Regions from separate parts of the Homo sapiens genome. Here region 1 is linked to region 2. The links are chromatin contacts, found by Hi-C in ENCODE. All regions are on one chromosome and are shown on one strand. Each heading gives the region's core, a stretch centred on a gene start or an enhancer-like site at or near the end of the contact. The rest is flanking DNA. Distances are from core to core; before and after follow the strand shown. Region 1 holds the start of LINC01397 (long intergenic non-protein coding RNA 1397). Region 2 holds the start of CSF1 (colony stimulating factor 1).

Region 1 (5,286 bases), core at 1,567-4,066, 170 kb after region 2:
AAGCAGGATGTTGGGGGGGAGGGAAAGGGAGATGAGGAGCGAGGGAAAGACCAGGCCTGTGGCTGCTTGAGTCTTCCTGTGGAGGTTATGAAACACCTGGACCCTTTAACAGGGTGGAGCGGTGGCTCTCTCCACATAGGTCCCAAACTTTAGGATTGAGGCAGTGATGATCTATTCTATTCTATTCTATTCTATTCTATTCTATTCTATTCTATTCTATTCTATTCTATTCTATTCTATTCCATTCTATTCCATTCCATTCCATTCCCATTCCCATTCCCATTCCCATTTCATTCCCATTCCCATTCCCATTCCCATTCCATTCCATTCCTATTCCCATTCCCATTCCCATTTCCATTCCATTCCATTCCAAAACAGAGTCTTGCTCTGTTGCCCAGGCCGGAGTGCAGTGGTGCAATCTCGGCTCACTGCAACCTCTGCCTCCCAGGTTCAAGCAATTCTCAAGCCTCAGCCTCCAGAGTAGCTGGGATTACAGATGTGTGCCACCACACCTGGCTAATTTTTGTATTTTTAGTAGAGACAGGTTTCACCATGTTGCCCAAACTGGTCTTGAACTCCTGACCTCCAGTGATCCGCCACTCTCGGCCTCCCAAAGTGTTGGGATTACAGGTGTGAGCCACCGGCCCCGCCCAGTGATGATTTTAGAAGTGGCTCCTGTCTTTGGGACAGCCCTATGCCAGGCCAGTTGCTTGGAGGTGTAGAGGGAGGCAAGCCTGCTATAGGAGAGGGGGGCTCTGTTAGTGGGGTGCAAACAGAGCATGTACATGCATGGAGTATCTGTGTCTGTGTCTCCCTATTTGGGAGATGCCTTGTAGCCCTACATATGCTTTGGGGGCCCCTTGCAGCAAGAAGCAGGCAAGCCCTTGCAGGGTCCTCACAGGGGAGATTATTTGTAACCACACACAGCCCCTGGGACGTCTGGGGAAAAGCAGCTCTGTAGGCACATTCACACCAGATTTGTTGGACAAAGATGCCAGATATTTTGCTGTTTGATAAACTTCATAAAACAGTGGAGCTGAGTGGTTTTGCTGTTGTCTGAATGGAAGTATCCTAAGAAGCCATGCCAAGAAGATAAATAAAACTGTGGCTGCAGGAGAGGAGCTGAAACAAATGTGCAGCGAGAGGTACATCAAAGTAAAACTAGTTTTCTTGATGACTGGGTGCTCTGTGTGTGGGGAAGTGTGTGTGCATGTGTGTGCATGTGAACATGTGTGTGTGCACACATGTGTTTGTGTGTGTTGGGGCAAGTGTTTGGCAGATACTAGGCCACATCGAGGGGCCCGGAGATGTACCCTGGGCTGTTGCCAACCCTTCTGAAGGCAGCCCTCTACACACCAGGCCTGCCTGGGATTGAGCTAGGATTAGGCCCAGCTACGCTTAGCATAAAAGAAAACCAGCATTAGCCACTGTTGGAGGATTCGGGCGCTGTAGTCAGCCAGCTGAAGGAGGAGTTCAAATTGGAATATCTTTCCTGAGAGGTCAGGAATCCCTCAGTGGGCAGGGTGACCAGTCTCTGTGGGCCAGCTGAAAGATTTATTCTGCATTGATGACAGGGGGTACAAGCTTGGGTGTAAAAACATCGGCCTCTCGTATTTGGCTGTAAACACTCTAGGGTGTGCAGGGGAAATATAGGAGTATGGGATAGAACAGAATGTTGGTTCTGGATGGGAGCTTAAACATCATCGAGTCCAAAGGTTCTTAAAGTATAGGCCTCAGGCCAGCAGCAGAAGCAACAGCTAGGAACTTGTTAGGAAGGCAAATTATGGCCGGGTGTGGTGGCTCACACCTGTAATCTCAGCACTTTGGGGGGCCGAGGTGGGTGGATCACTTGAGGTCAGGAGTTCATAGACCAGCCTGGGCAACATGACGGAACCCCGACTCTACTAAAAGTACAAAAATGAGCTGGGCACAGTGGCAGGCACCTGTAATCCCAGCTACTCAGGAAGCTGAGGCAGGAGAATCGCTTGAACCTAGGAGGTGGAGGTTGCAGTGAGCAGAGATCTTGTCACTGCACTCCAGCCTGGGTGACAGAGCGAGGCTCCATCTCAAAAAAAAAAAAAAAAGGCAAATTGTTGGGCCCTACCCCAGAGCTACTAAATCAGAAACTCTCGGGGTGGGGCCCAACAATCCTTGTTTTCACAAGTTGCTTCTAGGTGATCTTAATGTACTCTAAAATTTGAGAACCCCTGATCTAGTTTGCCATCTTCACTTAGAAATGAGGGAACAGAGGCCTAGAGAGGGAACTTTTGCCAAGAGCACACAGCTAGTTAGGATACAGCCACTCTCCCCCTCACCCATATGGTCTCAGCTATTTATTTTGCAAATAACTTGGGGGGATTTTAATACATTTTTTCTTAGAGGCAATTGTTGTGTGGTTTATATATTTTCCATTTGTTAATAAGCTACTTAGATCAGTAGTGTCGCTGGGACCCAAACTATGGAATTATTTTCCATTAAAGTTCAGGCTCTTGGAAGTGGACTTGGTAGCTACATGGTCCCTTTCCAGTCTGGCCCCAAGCTCAGGTGGACAAGTCACACTCCCCTGGCTGCTCCCCAAGACACTGGCACCATCTTCCCCTGTCTGTCCCCAGATGCCCTCCCTGTAATGACACCACCAGCACCATAGTCTTGCTCTGTGCAGATGTTTTGGTCAATAATCCCTCCCTTAATTTACCAGGCCAAGTGAGGGTGGATGTGGCAAGAATAGTTTCGCCCACTGGCCTTTGCTGCCTTCCTGGGAAGATCTGCCTCTTCTTCCGGCTCTCACAGTGGGCCCAGCATGTTTCCAATATTGCATCAGTCTTTTCCCCAACAGAGTAACGCTTTAATGGGGCAAATTTGTTCTCTGCACGGGAAACATGTGGGCCCTTGTCAGGTGCTGCATCAGAGTGAGTTGCCCTCCACCAGCTTCCTAGATCTGGCCGTGTGAGGAGGCAGAAGGAGCCCTCTGAGACTTTGGGGTGAGTAACTCTTCTAAAAGAGCAGAACCATAATAGACTGTGTTTACATCAGCTCCGATTCCTGGGAAATTCATACAAAAGTTGTGTTGTGGTCTGAATTTTCTAGCAAACAGAGAAGGAAGCAGTTTGTCCAGTGTCACTAGACCTTACTGAAGGATTTTACATGCAGTGGGAAGGAAGAAACCCACTCCCTTCATCCTCCAAAAACCGGGATGGAGATGGTTAGCAAGGGGGTGTGGGAGGCAGCCCAGGGTAGGACAGAGTGTCCAGTCCCTCTTGTCAGTGAGAGCCTTCCTTGACCCCAAACCTTAAGAAATCAAATCCCCACTCTCCTGGGAACTTGGTTTTCTCTTCCGGAGCCCAGATTCGTTCCTGAGCCCCGAAATGCTGAAGCCAGCATTCCTCACCTCCAGGGAGCTGTGACATCCTGGGATGGTTTGTTTGATTCACCAACATCCTCTCTGCTTCCCCTGACCAATCAGGGGTCTATAACTTGCAGTTAAATAATTAAAGTCAATTAAAGTTTATTTCATTTTGAGCATTTCCCAAAGCCCTAGAGTAAATTGGAGTCTCCCTGGAGTATTGCAAAGCCGGGTTTGGAAATCTCAGATGAAGAGAATGTTGGGCAATGGATGATGGAGAAAAAGGAGAAACAAAGAGAAAGAGGTGAGGGAAAGAGCTTTCAGTTTCACTGGGTCTCCGCTTGGGGAGGATCTGGCTGGTTTAATGGTGATTCGATGCAAAAACCGTTGATTCCATTCTGATGTACTCAAGAACAGAGATGGCTGGAGACAGAGACAAGGAGAGTCAGAAAGCGACAGAAAGTAAGTCTCTCCGGGCCTCTCCACCCAGCCAATGACAGTATCACTTCAGGAAGAGACACTCCCTGTTCCCCAACTTCGGTTCCCCCTCCGCCAAAACCGTATGATATTTTAGGGAAGCCCCTCTTTATTCATTAGAAATCGGCTGCTTTGAGTTTGGCCCCTAAAAACTTGCCTCCTGCCCCGGAAGATTTATTTTATTAAATGGTCCACACCTGAAAGTAATTGAGTCTCGGCGTGGGTGCGGGGACTGCGGAGGGAGGGTCCAGGCGCGGCAGCGGCAGTGGCGGCGGCTCTCAGCTCCTCTCCAGCTTCGCACCCTGTGCCTCCGGGCGCCCTAGTCTCCCCGCCACGCCGCGACCTTTCCTCGGCCTCCCGCTCCCGCTTTGCGGAAAGGTCCGGGGCGCGTGTAGGGGAAGGAGAGAGAGGTATGTGGGGCGAGCGGGAGTTGAGCGTGGATGTGGGGAAGGGGGTGCGTCCTGCGTCGCCCCCGCACCCTCGCGTGGCCGGGCGCAGATCCCCGTGCACGGGTCCTCCGCACACCCTTGCCAGCCCGCAGGGATTGTTCGCCGCGTTGGTGACTCCTTCCCAAAATGGGAATAAAAGATCGAAATAGCTAGTAAGCATGCAAAGTTTATTGTCAACCTCAAGTCTCTATAAAACCAGATCAAAGGGAACAGGCGTTTGGTTTCTTCCCAGATCGCTGGGGGGCCTCGGGGCTCAGGAAGCCCCAGGAGTCCAGCCCGCTGCCGCTCACTGCGCTCTTCTCTCCAGCCGGGTCCAAGGGCTCGAGCATCGCAACCTGCGGCCTGAGTTGGCCCCGGGCGCACGCGAGGGAAATGGATGCAGTGCCCGTGAACTTGGGGCCTGAATAATTGATAACAACCCGCTGGGTGCCCGTCGCGCGGCCAGGCCTGCGGGGAGCGGAGCCGGAGGCAGCAAGCAAAGGAAACGCACGAGCCGGGAGCGCGGGCGCGCGGGGCCACGAAAGACCGACCGACTGTCCGACGGGCGGTGGGACAAGAGGACGGATGCTGTGGGGGGGCCCCGGAACCCGCCGCCACAACTCGCGGCCCACGCGGGTCGCAGCCGCCAGCCGTAGGGAGCTGCCGAGCAGCGACGTTCCGCATTCCATCGGGTTCCCGCGCCCTACTGGGCTTGTGCGGCGCAGTGCCTGCGTGTGCTTTCGTTTTCTCAAGGCCATTCTGATAAAACATACGTGCTGGTTCCCTTTCTTTTCTCAGAATGATTCTTCAAGGCGAATGACTCGAAATGGAGATTTCTTCTAACACCGCGTGATCACCGACAACTTTTGCAGGACGGGATGAAACTCCTCTGGGTTTCCAGTCAGATGTGCGAGTGGGCTCTCTTTAAATTATAAACCTGCAGTCTAACAGAGCCTTCAAGGTTATGGCCATGAGAAATGTGAGTGGAGATAAAACCTCACATCTTGAGGATTAACAAGGAGAATTTTTTAGTAGCAA
Region 2 (5,674 bases), core at 3,170-5,669:
TGACACATCATCCTTTTCGTGATTCTCTTTTTCCGATGAAGGTTGGAAACTTTCATTCTAGAAGGGTCCTCAGCTGAGGGATTGTGACTTTAGGGAGGTAGAGAGGGCACTTGGGAAGCCAGAATTCACTGTGGATAAATGTTTGTCAGTTTCTGGGTTAGATTTTTCAGTTCTGAGGAGTTCATGAGAGCAACCTAAGAATCAGTCCTGCTGAGGTTCAGGAGACAGTGCCGGGCCTGGCTGTGGCGGGAAGCTCCGGGAGAGGAAAGTGGACAGGCTGCTGATACAGTCTTGCATTGCAGCAGTGCTTGCCCTTCAGGGGTGACACAAGTCCTGAAGCCACCATGTATTTCTGTGGCTCTGGGACAAGGGGGACAGCTGACTTTCCCCCAGCCATAGGATGGGGTGGTCTCGACAAATATCAATAGTTCCAAAGTACCAAAGATTGGCTCTTGGTAGTTTGCCAAACACAAAGGCTTCACAGCAGCCCTAGGAAGCTGGCAGGAAGCTGCTATTCCCATTTAATTGACAAGGGCATTCAGTCCAAAATCCTTCCCTGCTGGCTGCTTTACCACCCTTCACGCTGTCTCTCACCTTGAAAGTGGGAGAAGACATGACTGAAAGGGCAGGCTGCAGTGCAAATGACTATAGGTGCGTGGCTGGGAGATGGGATGCTCTGGCTCTGACGTCCTGCTCCCAAACCTGGTCAGCCAGGAGTCCTACATTCTGGCCCTTTCTGTAGCACTGGGACAAGAAAGCAGCATTTTCTCTGCAGCCCCAGCTTCCAAGGCAGCTGCTGTCCACCCCCAGTCTACTTTCTAAAGAGCCACAGAGCCACTTAGGTGGAAGAAAGAGAGAAAGGTGGGAAGGAAGGAGAAAAGGAAGGGAGAAAGGAAGAGAGAAGGAATAGCAAAAAGAAAGAAAAGGAAAGAGAAAGAAATGAAGAATGAAAGGGAGAACAAAAGAAAGAAAAGGAAAGTAGGAAAGAAAAAAGAAGAAAGGGAGGGGGAAGGGAGGAATGCATGAATAAGGGGAGAAAGAAAGAAAAAAGAAAAGAAAGAGAAAGGAAGAAAGCAAGCTCTTTATGATAGAAGGCCATTCCCTAGAAAAGATCTCAAGGGGAAATTGGCTGTCAAATAGTTTCAAGGAAATGACATTTGGACAACCAGCAAATGAGGGTTTCCTCCCACTTCCTGCCATCCATCTCCATTTCCCTCTGTTCAATCTCTCTTCTCCCTCCAGTGGTTCATTCCTCTGGCAAATAGCATCTCTCCTATGCTCCCTTCTACTCTCCTCTGGGGTCAGCTGAGCACTGCTTTCTTGATGATGCTACGTTAGGAAATTATCAAAACCCCAAATCTCAGTTGCTTCCAATTCCCCTATACCTGTCCCAGAACCTGGCCTGGGACATGACTTCACTGGTAGCAGGGAGGCTAGCAGCTAAGCTGTCCAGGGTAAGCATGCAGAGCTGAGTCCTCTTACTCCAGGACTCACTCTGGAGGTCCTGACCCTCAACTCTTCATTCATGTGTGACTCTGGAGGAGGAGGCTTATGCTGTCTGGGTCTCCATTTTTTCATCTGAGGCAACATGGGATGGAAAATCTATTTCTGTGGTACCAGCACTCCTTGCCGATGGATGGGTACAAACAGCTTGCATGGATGTGAAGAGCTAAGACACCACGTGCAGACGGACACCATCCTGCTGGCTTGGCCCTAAGACTGCAGGCAGAACCTGCCAGCCACAAGTCTCCCAGCCAGCCAGGCAGACGCAGTGGGGCTGGGGGGCTTGCGGAGGGTGGAGAGAAGAACATCAGCTCCAGGGCAGGAGCAAGTGGAGGAGACTCAGGTGAGTCACTTCAGGCTAGCCATCAGCTTTTCCAGCCTCAATTTCCCTGTGTCTGGTGACAAAAAGTGTCCACATCAAGCAGATCCACAATCCCTCCTTTTAAGGTAACAGAGAAGAGACAGCTGCAAGTCCCACTGTGGAGTCACGGTTATCAAGGACCTTGCTCATCCCTCTGCAACTCCGTGAAGGCAGAGCCTCCCAGAGCCCCACAGTCTACATGTCCAAAGAGCTTTCATAACTGAACCCCTACTCTGTGTTGTGCATGGCCCTAGGGACTCCCATATGTCAGCCCATTTGACCTCATGACCACTCCTTTGGGGAAAGTCTTAAAATTGCCACTGTACAAATGAGGAAAGAGAGGCCCAAAAGGCTAAGGGGTTACACAGCAAAGTTACACAGCAAATGAATGGCAGAGCTGGGACTAAAATCTGGCCTTGGGACTCCCAAGTCCACTGCACCATTGTGGTGTCATTGCTTTAGAACCCATGTGAGTGAACAGATAATAATAACAATAGCACTTACTGTCTTCAGGCCCTGTGCTAAATACTTCACAGGCCTTATCTCATTCAATACTCATAACACCTTGGTCAGAGAGAGAAATTAACATCTCTATTTTATAGACATGGGAACTGAGAGAAGTTTGTCCAATGTCACACAGCAAATGACTTGGCAGAGCTACCAAGGTCAAATCACTTGTAAGTAGTGGAGTCAGGTTCAAACCAGGGTATGTAAAGAACTCCAGTGCGGGGAATGAGGACCTCAGGCCTTGCACCAACGTGGAGAATGATTACGTTCCTCCAGAAGCTGAGCAAAGTCCAAATGCCAGCCTCAGTGAACCTGGGCCAGGGCTGGGTTGGTGAAGGAAGGAGCAAGTAAAACTGGACCCCTTTCTCAACAAGTCTGTTGGTTTATCTTTCTCAGGTTACTTCCTCTAACCTTTTATCAGTCTTAAGAACTGTGGTGTCAACATGTTATCTGAAATCATTATTGTACAGTGACCATGTCATTGTTGTATCCCCAGGGCCCAGCACGGTGCCTAGCATCTGGTAGCACATATTTGTCAAAAGAACAAAGTATTCTCTAATGGCATCATTCAACTCAGCCATCATTAACTTGGTACCTATTATGTGCTAGGTACCATTGATCCAGAGGTGACTGAGCATGGGTGCCACCTGGAAGAAGTCTCGGTCTAGGGTGGGGACAGAATGTAACCATCGGTACCACCTTAAACACTTCGAAAAGTACTGTGGAGAATGAATGGATGGCAAATGACTTATCAGAGCCAGCATTGAGGAATGAGCCAAGTCCAATGGGAACACAGGAAAAGGACCCTTTGCTCTGCCAGGAGAGTCACAGAAGGCTTTGCTGGTGGAGGATGAGATGCAATTTCAGCCTGAAATGATGAGGAGTTTGTCTTCAGCCATGTGGAGAAAGGAGCATTCCAGGCAGAGGGACCAGTCTGAGCAAAGGCATTCGGGTGTAAAATTATTGCCTAGGATTGGAGTGAAGGATATGTAGCGCTACTGACAAGAGACTCCTCTTCAAGAGCAGGCCACATATCCTTTATTTCCCAGGGGGTGGAAACGGGCAACCTCACAGAGGAATTGAATCATAATGAATTGAAGAAAGAAAAATCTCCTGAAGTTGGCATTATAATTAATAGGCTTAGGCTCATCCTACTAGTCCTCACTTAGACTCATTCTCATGTAGAAACAAAACGTGATTAATCACCTCAGTAAGTGCAATTTCCAAAAACATCCAGGGAAATCTAGGGTCCAGGTGCAGGACCTTTCCAATCTGAGTTGGATTTTGCCTCCAGGAGAGAGCATGGGTACCAGCCAGCATTTTCATCATCTAAGGGTCAGGTGCCTTGAAGTGTCTGCTGGCACCCAGGGAAGAGCCCCCCAGCTTGCTGTCACAGGACACAGCTGCTCCCTTCCTGGCCAGGTAGCTGGCCTCCCTCCCAGAATGGGACTTGAAGCTGGCCGGGCTGCTTGGGGGCTGCAGAGGAAGAAGGGGGCTGCCGGCAAACCTGCTGACTCAGGCTCCACGAGGGAGCAAGTAACACTGGACTCCTTTCGGCACTCCGAGAATGGGGTGGGGGCGTCTTCAAAGGATTTCCCTCCCTTCCCAGTGCTTGTCCCTGCTCTCGGTCCGTTTTCTGCTAAGATTTGGGGATTTTCAGGCCTGGAGGGAAAGTCCCTTGGGACGATCATAGAGCGCTAGCACTGAATCAGCCTGGAGAGCGCGGAAGGAAAGGGTCGGTCCGCAGAGGGCGCGGGGAAGGCAGGGTGGGGACGCGGTGGAGCCCGCGCTCGTTTGCTGAAGGCTTGGAAGTGCAGCGCAGAAGACAGAGGGTGACTAGGAAGACGCGCGAGCGGGGCTGGCCGGCCGGCGGGTGGGGGAGGGGAGGCGGGGGAAGGCGGCTGAGTGGGCCTCTGGAGTGTGTGTGTCTGTGTCAGTGTGTGTGTGTGTGTGTGTATGTGTGTGTCTGGCGCCTGGCCAGGGTGATTTCCCATAAACCACATGCCCCCCAGTCCTCTCTTAAAAGGCTGTGCCGAGGGCTGGCCAGTGAGGCTCGGCCCGGGGAAAGTGAAAGTTTGCCTGGGTCCTCTCGGCGCCAGAGCCGCTCTCCGCATCCCAGGACAGCGGTGCGGCCCTCGGCCGGGGCGCCCACTCCGCAGCAGCCAGCGAGCGAGCGAGCGAGCGAGGGCGGCCGACGCGCCCGGCCGGGACCCAGCTGCCCGTATGACCGCGCCGGGCGCCGCCGGGCGCTGCCCTCCCACGGTAAGCGACGGCCGCGGCGCTGGGCCCGGGACGGGCTGGGGCGGGGGCTCGGCGGCCAGGCGGCCGGGAGCGGCCCCTCGGAGCCGACAGCCTGGGCGCGCCGGCTGCACTGGCCCGGCGTTCCCGCCGCGGACGAACCGCCTTTGCGCACGGACTGGGCCCTGGCGCCAGGGCGGAGGCCGGTGGCGGCCCTGCAGCTGCACCGGGACTGCCAGGCTTCCCTGGGAAACGGAGGGCTGCTCACCCCATTGCACGGAGGGGAACACTGAGCCACCTGCAGGCAGGAGCCCCCGCTCAGCCAGGGTGCCCTGCCTCTCTCCCTACCCGCCACCACCAAGGCACGGGCGGAGTGGCTGTGCGCTGAGTGTGTGCCCTCCCCGGTGGGCACCTTCCTCATCGGCCACACACGTGCTTCCAAGGCCCTGCTGAGGAGTGGGCGCTTCTGGGCAGGGAAAGTTCAGGGGGTCAACCAGCTTATAGAACGCCAGGGACTTGCTGGCAGAGGGACGGAGAGGGGCAAGCCACTGCTTGTTCCAGCCCACAGGCAGGAGCTACGGAGGACTTGGGTGGCTGTTTGGGGGGTGGGGTGGGGGACGGCAACAGCCGGCAAACAGCCCCCCACCCCCGGGGCTGCTTGGGGCTAGCTCAGAATCTCTTTTTCTTGCAAATTCTGGTTTCATCGGTTGGGGAGATTCTGGGCTTTGTGGTGGTTTATGGTGGTTTGCAGTGCTTGAGGAAAATGGAAAGAGGGTTTGGTGTTGCAGAGCTGTGTCCAGGGGCAGGGTCTGCTCCTGACTGCGTAAGGGACGCCCTGCCCCAACTGTGGCGGTAGCAGATGCAGCCATAGAAAGTGAGGGTGGCACTGTTCATGACCAGTCAGTGGGCTCATAATAGATTTGCTTCTGAGGAGTCCTGGAAGAAAATGAGAGGGGAAACCTGGGGGGAAAAGAGCAGAAAATTATTTGGGGGTAGAGGAGAGCGGGCTGCAGGTGAGGTGAGAGAGAAAGGGAAGAGTGGGTCCACAGAAAGAAAGTGCCTCAC

The links. A loop is a pair of places that touch in the nucleus more often than their neighbours do. Pooled maps may share reads with other maps.
Region 1: a pooled map shows a loop between it and region 2 (2.9-fold over the local background). The contact joins the promoter of LINC01397 here to the promoter of CSF1 in region 2. A Hi-C loop is called at or near these places in 1 of 168 maps with a recorded cell type or tissue (transverse colon) and 1 of 50 pooled maps.

Annotation. Positions count from the first base shown.
Region 1 is chr1:110,079,872-110,085,157 of GRCh38, forward strand. LINC01397 (long intergenic non-protein coding RNA 1397) reads left to right here and starts at 2,817. Exons shown (of 4, transcript NR_126382.1): 1 at 2,817-2,981. RefSeq lists a silencer at 4,765-4,814.
Region 2 is chr1:109,906,430-109,912,103 of GRCh38, forward strand. CSF1 (colony stimulating factor 1) reads left to right here and starts at 4,420. Exons shown (of 9, transcript NM_000757.6): 1 at 4,420-4,633. The coding sequence starts at 4,595. RefSeq lists enhancers at 12-231, 4,629-5,129, 5,130-5,630 and silencers at 4,514-4,683, 4,734-4,843.